Regions from separate parts of the Homo sapiens genome. Here region 2 is linked to region 1. A link is a contact called in ENCODE Hi-C data. All regions are on one chromosome and are shown on one strand. The core of a region is the stretch at or near the end of the contact, and the rest is flanking DNA. Distances in the headings are between cores, read along the strand shown.

What was found. A loop is a pair of places that touch in the nucleus more often than their neighbours do. Pooled maps may share reads with other maps.
Region 2: a map of CD4-positive, alpha-beta memory T cell shows a loop between it and region 1 (10-fold over the local background). The contact joins the promoter of VPS8 here to the promoter of DNAJC19 in region 1. A Hi-C loop is called at or near these places in 2 of 168 maps with a recorded cell type or tissue (CD4-positive, alpha-beta memory T cell and naive thymus-derived CD4-positive, alpha-beta T cell) and 4 of 50 pooled maps.

The regions. Positions count from the first base shown.
Region 1 is chr3:180,986,712-180,991,866 of GRCh38, forward strand. It overlaps DNAJC19 (DnaJ heat shock protein family (Hsp40) member C19), which reads right to left and starts at 3,025. Exons shown (of 6, transcript NM_145261.4): 1 at 2,889-3,025; 2 at 1,467-1,518; 3 at 1,312-1,385; 4 at 232-311. The coding sequence starts at 2,891.
Region 2 is chr3:184,809,723-184,814,877 of GRCh38, forward strand. VPS8 (VPS8 subunit of CORVET complex) reads left to right here and starts at 2,444. Exons shown (of 48, transcript NM_001009921.3): 1 at 2,444-2,503. RefSeq lists enhancers at 2,262-2,311, 2,372-2,571 and silencers at 4,605-4,694, 4,705-4,754.

The sequences.
Region 1 (5,155 bases), core at 1,775-4,274:
AAAGAAAAAGTGCTTAAGTGCTAGTGTGCCTTCTCATTTGAAGGATTGTTTACATCTTAAAAATAACATGAAGGAACAGTACAGTTTCATTGATTAGAATTGGTAATATCAATCTTCCTAGGACAAAATCCCCCATGACCCTCTCCTATTAAAGGAGAGAAGGTCTTTCTTATATTTCCTCATGGCTCTACAGTGGTAGAAAAATGCTAAAAATATTAGAGATTATTTTACCTTACACCTAGTATTAATGCTGCTTCCCGTTTTGTCATTTTGGGTTCAAACCCACCTCTATAATAGCCACCACTGAAGGCCTGAAAGAAGAAATGCATTTGTAAAGAAAGGTTAATAAAATAAAGTTGCTTTAAAAAAGACGTCTGGAAATATTCACAGAACTAAGAAAAACTAAGACATTTCAGAGGACTTTTAGTGCAATTCCCGAGGTATTTTAGCTAAAGCTGAATAAAGTTTATAAATAAGTAGCAACAAGTAGTATTTTAATGATCATTAAACAGATTCATTTTTTTCCAGTCAATATGAACTATCTTAGAAATATAAGACAAAATAACAGTGTCTGAAAGCCAGGTCTTCCGGGAGTAAAGGAAAGATCATTCCAAATTAGCCATATTCTAGATAAAAATCTGCAAGAAGTGGCTCAAGAACAGAAGTCTTTTGAGACAAGAGGTTCAAGTGTATTTGAAACAAGACTTTAAGATATATATACAGAAAATACCACTATTAGGTCCTCTGACCTTGCCATGTCAGAAATCATATTGGTAAAGCCTACAATCACTCTATTCTGTTACACTTAATCACAACATATTCAACAGGTGATCACAGCCAAATCTATTCTTAACTGTGACCACAGAGAGTATGACCATAACATCAAGCCAAACCCTATAGCCTAATTAACTAGAGTGCTACCTATGTATGATGTTTGGGAGTGCCAGGGCCACATGGTCAGATCGGATCACTTTAGAATCATATACCTCTGTGTGTGCGATGCAGAGCAGATGAAGGAAAACAAGAATATGTACAGATGATGCTGAAGGTGATGGTATGTGAAAAAGTGAAACTTGGGTCTAGTGGGGTACTAGAATTGTCAAAACCCCATCCAACTCTGTCACATATAACATCTGATGTTTCAGGGTAGCACCATCACAAAGTTCAGAACTTCTATACTCTCCTTGCAGGAAGCAGGAGAATGGGTCCAAAGCAATCACTTAGAACTTCATGGATATTTGGAAATTTACCCTTCCCTAAGTGTGGCTCTAGGTTTCAAATAGAAGCAGCAAAGAATTAACAAAGTCTTACAGATTTTGGTAGGCTTTGAAAAACTTGTTTTACTTGAGGCTCCATATGCTTCATGGCTTGCAAAACGTAACGGCCTAAAACCAAAAGCAACAGAATAAGTAAACTAAATCTCCAATCTCCCCGACTTCACTTCCATCCCCAAACCATAAACAAACCTGCAAATCCTGCAGCAGCAATGGTCAGTCCAACTGCTACCACTGTACTGGCCTGGTAAGGGGGAGAAGAGTAAATATTTACTTCTCTAATTCCCACCCTTTCTCATTTTGCCCATTCTTCCATCCCCAACTCATTACAAACTGCATTTTAATAGGAGAAACAACTTTTTTTTTTCTTTTTTTTTTTTTTTTTTTAAGAGACGGAGTCTTGCTATGTTGCTTAGGCTGGTCTTGAACTCCTGGCCTCAAGCAATCCTCCCACCTTGGCCTCCCAAAGTGCTAAGATTATAGGCATAAGCCACCATGCCTGGCAGAGAAACAACTTTTAAGGCGGAAATATTCTGTCCAGTAATCTTTAAAACTACTGCATCTGTTATGCTGAATGCATTAAAGTTACAGGATTCATCATATGGGAAAGAGGGCAAGTTCGACTTGCTTATTTATCTTTACAATAGTGAAAAAGATGATTCCCTCCCTTTGAAAACTTCTTTCATCACCAGACAAATTAAGTCACATTAAAGTTCAATCAAAAGTAGTGGAAATAGGCCAGGCGCGGTGGCTCACGCCTGTAATTCCAGCATTTTGGGAGGCGAGGCGGGCGTATCACTAGGTCGGGAGATCGAGACCATCCTGGCTACCATGGTGAAACCCCGTCTCTACTAAAAATACAAAAAAAAAAAAAATTAGCTGGGCGTGGTGGTGGGCGCCTGTAATCCCAGCTACTTGGGAGGCTGAGGCAGGAGAATGGCGAACCCGGGAGGCGGAGCTTGTAGTGAGCCAAGATTGTGCCACTGCACTCCAGCCTAGGCGACCGAGCAAGACTCTGTCTCAAAAAAAAAAAAAAAAATGTGGAAATAAGGTTTCTGCTACAGAAGGAAAAACTGTTTACAGACGGCTCCTGTAAAATTCTAACAACGCATTTTCGAGGCTAAACGTGGGCTAAACTAGGAGACTAATACCTTTGGCACTGCCCTGTTGTTTCCTAACAAGACAGGCCCAAATATGTTCAGGAAGCATGGAGAAGACATCTGTCAGCAAAAGCCAAAGAGAAGGACATAGCAAAGTGGAGCTAGTGCTGTGAAGATGTGTTAGGGCAAGGGCACTTATAATCAAATACGTTTCCACTAATCTCCGAGTCCATGACAGCCTCTGACCTTACAGGAGTTCCAGGCAAGCAACACCTGCAGAGCCCGTGCGGACAAGAAGCTGGAGAACCGTGCAGAAAGACGATGTAAAAACACAAACCCCCAAGAGAGCGAGCCAACAGGGTTGTGTCCTGGTGAGTGTGACTCCCCAATAACCGAAACCTCCCGCCCGCAGTCGCACTAAGGAGCACAACTTCAACTCCACACCTCCGAGGCGGGGAGCTGAGGTTGAGGCCTGGGCCGGAGGTCGCCAAGAAGACCGGAAGGCCGCACTCACCATGGCTCCGGCTGGGCTCCCTTGCTTCCACCGGGAGCACGGCTCATCCCAGCTCAGAGGCCGCGGCCAACACCTGCACGCCTTTACCAGAGAGCGACGCAACCCCCAACCTCAAGCACAGGCGCCCTACGCAACACGGCAGGAGCAGCCGCAAACTAGGCCGGAAAACTGTCGTAAAAGGGGACGCGGAGGAGAAGGAAAGTCGCTCAAGCAGTGGACAGAGCGGAGAAAGCGACTTCGGGTTGGTTGAAGGGTGGGCGGATCTCTTTATTTCTGGGTGTAGGGGTGGGGCTTCTCTGTGTTTTCTGTCCTTTGCTCCTGGGCGGTGGGTATTTGGAAATTCTTGCAGGGAAGGGCATGGGCAGCCTTACTCAGACCGATTTTTTCCCCCTACATCTTAGCACCTCGTTTTGCCTTTATTTTATGTTAATAATTGTCAAGGGTAATGAATGTAGTTAAACATGCTGTGACATTTCCACCACGAACCCAAACAAATATGTTGTAACCCAGTGTAGGAAACGAGATGCCCAGAAAAACAAATGAAACCAACCACACTGTGTTTCAGGGATTGCTCGGTAGCATTTTTTAATGTAAAAGAACTTCATTTAAGGATGTGACTTGACAAGACTTTGTGAATATTTGGGTTTTCGTTTTGTAGAATGGGATTAAAGACAGTTCATATTCTGAACATGGAATGTCAAGATCCTACAACTGAAAAGGGCTATTTAAAAGTTTTCCTCCTCACCCAAAATAAAAAGTAGGGCTGGATTTTGCCCTTACGTGGACATCAGTTTCATACATCCCTACATAAATGCTTGAGAAGAAAAAAATAATGGAGACAATAATGGAATTTTACAATGCAACGTTTGCATGATCAAAATAAGTTTGGAGTTACTTCCCACTCAGAATTTACAGTGTTAAATATCCGTTTACATTGCAATGCAATTCTGCTTTGATGAGTTTGTTAGTTATTAAACAAATATGCAAAATTTTTGGGTTTGTTTTCCTCATCTGTAAAAGCAGTTTGCATTTGATAATCCAAGAGCTCTTCTAGCGCTAAGGTTTTTGTGATGTAATTTATTGTCAACACATGATTTAAGGTGACATCCAGCACTAAGACACTAGCATTAAGTTTATAACTTCCTCTTTTGCCTCTCTTTTATCTGGTTTTTACCCAACAATTACAAAATAAATAATCAAGTGAGGCATAAGACCTTGGGACCAAATTGGCATCAACAAGCTAGAATGCTATCTGGAAAAATTTATTATGCATATTTTTGGTATGTACAAACTGTGTAATGCAGTTTCTGGAGGAATAGATTTACAGTAGACTCTAATTAGCTTTGAGACTTTACAAAACCCAGACTCAGGAAATTGGGAGTAGCAACACAGCAAGACATTTTGTTGAGCTGGAGATAGCTCTTTTTTTGGTGGCAGATCAAACTGGAGGTAACCTGGCTCTGTCACTTACTAATACTGTGACTTGGAAAAGTTATTTCTGATTGAGTTTCTTCCTCATTTGTAAAATGAAGGTAATGATAACTACCTTGCCGAGTTTTTGTGAACGTAGAGATTATGCACATATTGTGTTCTGCTTATGGTCATCACTCAGTGTGGGGCTATTATTATGAGGGAAGCCAGAGTGCAAATTGGAGTGTAGAAGCCTTCCTCATTCTCATGATACCTCACTCATGAATCTTAAGTCTGGTTGCCTCTTACCTACCTGCCAAGATCCTAGAAACAGCCTTGAAAAGTAATCTTTTTAAATGTCCACTGACTGATGAATGGATAATCATTCCTCATTTCTTCTAGCTTCTGGTGACTGCCAGCATTCCTTGACTTGTGACTGAATCACTGCAGTCTTGTAAGCCAGCATCTTGAAATCTCACTCTGCTCCAACTTTTCCATCTTCACATTGTCCTTCTCTTCTGTTTGTAAAATCTCCTTCTGGTTTCCTCTTAAAGGATATATGTAATTGCATTTACCAGCTACCCAGATAATCCAGGATAATCTCCCCTTCTTAAGATCCTTAACTTAATCATAGTTTCCAACACTTTGCCATATAAGGTAACATTCACAGGTTCCAAGTATTAGGACCTGAAATCTTTGGAACACATTATTTAGTTTACTATAGAAAGTAATAAAAGACAAAAGAGGGGGTAGGGACAAAAGAATGAGAAAGGACTCAAGCACATCTTCTTAGTTTCTCATCCCAAATTTTTAAATCAGGTAAGTCACTTCTCCTTGGGAAGAAATAAGTGAGAGTT
Region 2 (5,155 bases), core at 1,194-3,693, 3.8 Mb after region 1:
CGGATAAGCCAAAACTATAAGTGCCTTTTTCTGGGATGTGGGTAATTTCTGCTTTATTTTAAAATATTTCCTGAATTTTCCAAGTTTTCTACAATAAGCACACATTTTTTTTTATTATTATTAAGGCAAACAGCCCTGGAAAGGATAGCATTTGAGATTACTTCCTGCTGTGAACAGAGGTACATAAAAGGGCTGTTACTTTGGAGAGGTCTCAGAGTCAGTCTGGACCATCCTAAAATATTCTTTATTATAAGTTGAAATCTGCCTCTCTGCAACGTCCATACACAGGTCGTAGGCTTGCTTTCTTTCTACAGCTATTCAGAATAAGTCTATGAGTGTTGCAGAGATATTTCAAAAGGGTCAGTTTTTTAAAGTAATGGCAAAAACCGCAATTACTTGTGTACCAACCTAATAGCTACCTTTCCACTGCTCACCCCTATGACCCTGCTCTCCCCTACTTCTGCTAATTTCTTTTCCTCTGGATACTTTCAAAAGTTCTCTGTCACACAGGCTTTCTGGTCTCACCAGCTTGCTTATCCTTCTGTAGACAGTCTCTAGTTTAATAGCTTTACTAGAAAAATGTGATATTCAGAACCAAAGGCCGGTTTCCAGCCTTCTAAAGCACAGCTATCATCTTGCCACTCCTCTGCTCGAGTTCCTCTGGAGACTCTCACCAGAAGAGCAGAACACCCCAGCTTAGCGTGCAATGTCTTCCTGGATCTGGTCCTAGCCTTTCCAGCCTCATAGCCCACCACATCTCTAATACACACTACACCAGTGTCTTCAAACTATGGGTTGCTCTGCATCACTGAGTACTGAAATGAATTCAGTAACCAGCACTTAAAAAAAGAGAATAGAATAGAAAATACCAAGTTGCATTGTACACTCTAAGGGCAATTACTGTTTCAGCATATCTATCTATCTATCTATCTATCTATCTATCTATCTATAATGCACACTCACACATATGCGCATACTGTGTGTGTTTTTATACTAGGCCATGGCTGAAATGTATCTTTTTTTTTTTTTGAGACGGAGTCTCACTCTGTTACCCAGGCTGGAGTGCAATGGCACAATCTTGGCTCACTGCTGCAACCTCTGCCTCCTGGGTTCAAGCAATTCTCCTGCCTCAGCCTCCCGAGTAGCTGGGACCACAGGTGCATGCCACCACACCTGGCTAATTTTTGTATTTTTAGTAGAGACAGGGTTTCTCCATGTTGGTCAGGCTGGTCTTGAACTCCTGACCACCTGCCTCAGCCTCCCAAAGTGCTGGGATTGCAGGCATGAGTCACCGCACCTGGCCTGAAATGTATTTCTTACTGTGAGGGATGATTAAAAGAAGGTTGAAAGCCACTGGCCACACCACGGCTACATCAGGCCAATAACTAGTTCCCAAACTTGCTTTGTACTGCCTTTGATCCCACCCTTCCCTCAGCTAGGCATTCTCCCTGCTCTCTGCTACTGAAATCCTTCAAGGCCCTGACAAGATACCACATCCTTCCTTGAGTGTTTCACCCTTTCCCCCTGTCTGTGCGAAAATGGTGGTTCAATGTCTTTCTTTATATTACTCAAAACAGCCTGCCTTGTATTTTGTTATGTCTGTACACTGAATTCTTAGAAAATAAATACCTGGAGGACAGGGCAACACCTTCGGGTCTTCTGAAGGCCCAGAAGTCTAGTGAACCTAGCTGATGCTCAAAAATGTCTGCCCAACCGAATATTTTCTGTATCTCCTTCCAAGAGTATCTTCTGGTGTTCTTCCTCCTGTTTTCTTGACCTATATAGCCCCCAGCAGGCCTAAAATCTGTGTCCTGGGGCTAATGTTACGTACAGTGATGACTCTAGAAACCAGTCTGTTCTGAAAGCTTTCACCTTTCTTCAGGAGCGATAAGAGAAATAAGCATACGTTTTTGTTCATTTTTCAGATGTTTCCTTTATTTGAGACTATGTTTCTCCTGTATTTTTGGTGTTAAGATGTATTTTGGGGAGCAACACTGATGATATATTACAAGATAATAGTTGGTATTTTAGTATGTGTGTGCCTATTGTACTTATTTGACACAATAAATAGGCAATTCTGAGTTCATCTTTTAAAAAAAAAAAAAAGTTAAAAAAAATTTACTGGTTGCAAACTCCAAAAGGCAGGGAATCAACTTCCCTTCTGGGCTGGCTGCAAGTAAGTTCACTTTCTTAAAGGAGGAGCTTTCTCCTCTCACCTCAAGGACTGTTATTTATTTGTCTGCGCTACTCTTTCGACGTTTCCATTCTCTTGGTCCTCAAGATGTGAATCACCCATTTTTTCCGTAGGGGGGAAGACGGCGTATCTCTGGCCCTTTAAATAGGGGCGTGGTGAAGAGGCGCGGACCGCCCAGGAGGGGGAGCAGTGCGAGGAGGAAAGCGGAAGCGCTGCCCGCAGTGGTAGGTAGTGCGCGTGCGTGAGGCTAGAGCAGTGGGTGCGGTCACGTGGGCCGGCGGTCCACGGCCGGAATGGCAGCAAGCTCAGGTAACGAGTTTCCAGAGAGCGGGCCCGTGGAAGGAGACAGGATTGAGGGGCCGTATTCAGGGTAGGAGGAGAGCGCGCGACAGGTCTCTGAGCCTCGGCGTCTCCTCCCCGCGCGACAGCGGCGGGACCTCGGGGAGCGAACAGAGCAGCCCCTGACGGGCTAACCGGACCCGAGCCACGGGCCGGGCGGGGTTGATTCTCGAGTGGAGGGGCGTGTCGTACGTTGGCCCGGAACTGGGTCGGGCAATTTCCACTTACTGGTTCCAAATGAATGTGAAAATTCAAATGGGCTTAAGTAAAAAGGGATTTATTGGCTCCAAACCTGGAAGGGGCTGAGGTATCACTAAATCCAGTGACTCCGGTGATGTATTTGTGTATCTCTCCCTTTCTGCAAAGGGCCAGTAACCCCTCAGTTCCCTATCTACTTTGCGACTATAATTGCAAGCCTCATTCTGTCCTGTTACAGTCGTGCGGCAATTAGGCTGAGGGACTGGCGCGCCCGCTCCCCCGACTGTGAGCCTAGGCGGCGGGTGTCATGCCCCTCCCCACTCCCGGGCGGAACAGGTGTGTAGCCGGTCTGTCGGGCCTGGGAAACAGGTGTGGACCCCTTTAGCCTCCAGGGACTGATATCAAGGTGCCTGAGCCTGAGGCTTAGATGGGGTGTCCACCTCTTAGGATCGGTGCGCACCCTGTGAGGCTGGTTCCAGTTTGTCTCCGCGTGCAAGTTGTGCACCAGAGTGAGGGCAGCAGGGTGAAAGGTGGGCCTCTGAAGTTCGAGGCTACTCCTGTGCCTTGGCCAGTTCTTTGTGCTTGGCATCTGGGGAAGGAGGGAAACAGCTGCTCAGAGTGTCTGGGTGTACAAAATGGGGGTGCTTTACAGGAGGATAGGGTGGGAGGAGGTAGGATCGGTGAGAGGTTCCATGGCCGTGGGTTATCAGGAATAGCTAGCTGGGGAGCCTTCTTTAAATAAGCAGGCCCCCTCCACTTCTTAGATTCTTGTTAGAATGAATAGGAAGGCTTCTGGCCTCTGCACCATCCACCCTCTACCATACTCTACTTTCCCCTACTGAAAAACCCCAAAACCCAAGCAAAACAAGCATGGATGTTAGCTTGTGGTGCTAAACCTTACTCCAAATGTCTGCATTTGGGAGACAATTACATGTTAATTGTCTGTGTATGTCTATGTCTGCCTGTGTGGGTTTGAGGTATATCTAATATAAATGTGGATGGAGAATCTGCATATGTTTGTGTAAGACGTGGGTTTGCTCATGGTTAAATTTAAGCACAGAATAGGTATTGAATCCTCTGGCAATAGCTGGCCTGTTCCATAGAATATGCAATAAAGATAAATGGAAAAAAAATTCGTTGAACTACTGGGCTTTATATGGTCAAAGAGGCATTTGTGAGAAAATTCTTTCCAGAGCTCTAACAGAGTAATATGTTGATTTTTTCTTTATATTTAATATATTTGCTTCGTATCTGGACCATTGTCAGCAGATGGATGTTTTCTGTCTTCCAGAATATTGGGACATGTTGGTGATTCTTAGCTGTATCTCACTATTCCATTGACATTTCAACCAGTGTGACACAAAATGTCAGTTATGTATGTGAATGAGAAGTAAGATCTTTTGAATTTAATGAAGTATGTTTAACTTTGGATCTATTGATAGCTTTCATAGAGTTTAGATCGTATGTTCTCTTGATCCACAGCTGTAGGTGTCATCGGTACATAGTGGTAAGATCAAACTGTTGTATTCTTAACTGAATCTTGAATGAATATTTGACTTATCTTCACGCTGTATGACATTATTAAATGTGTTCTGTGTTTTAGCAAGGAAATATAGCTTTGCGTTGGATTTTTCACTGTTATGAATTTCTTAGGTTTACTGTAATAGCAATTATACTTTTTTAGTCAAAGATATTTCTGTTGCAAGTGACAGAAAATTCAAATGGGCTTAAGCTAAAAGGGATTTATTGGCTCCAAACCTGGAAGGGGCTGGGGTATCACTATATCACTAAATCCAGTGACTCCAGTGATGGAGTACTTGTGTCTCTCTCCCTTTCTGCAAAGGACCAGTAACCCCCAGTTCCCTATCTCCTCTGCAACTGTAATTGCAAGCCTCATTCTTCCTGTTACAGTCATGGGACAGTTAGGGGATATGTTCTGAGAAATGTGTGGTTAGGCAAATTTTGTCATTGTGCATGCATCATAGTGTACTTACACAAACCTAGATGGTGTAGTCTGCTACACACCTAGACTATGTGGGATGGCCTGTTGCTGCTAGGCTATAAACCAGCACAGCATGTTACTGTACTGAATACTGTAGGTGGTTGTAACACAATGGCCAAGTATTTGTATATCTAAACATAGAAAAGGTACAGTAAAAATACAGTTTAAAAGATTGAAAAATGTGAACCTGTGTGGGGCACTTACCATGGATGGAGTTTGCAGGACTGGAAGTTGCTGTGGGTGAGGCAGTGAGTAGTGAGTGAGTGTGAAGGCCTAGGACATTATTGTACACTACTGTAGACTTTTTGAACACTGTACACTTAGGCTACACTGAATTTATTAAAAATTTTTTCTTTCTCCAATAATAAATTAACCTTAGCTTACTGTAATGTAACTTTTATGTTATAAACTTTTTAATTTAA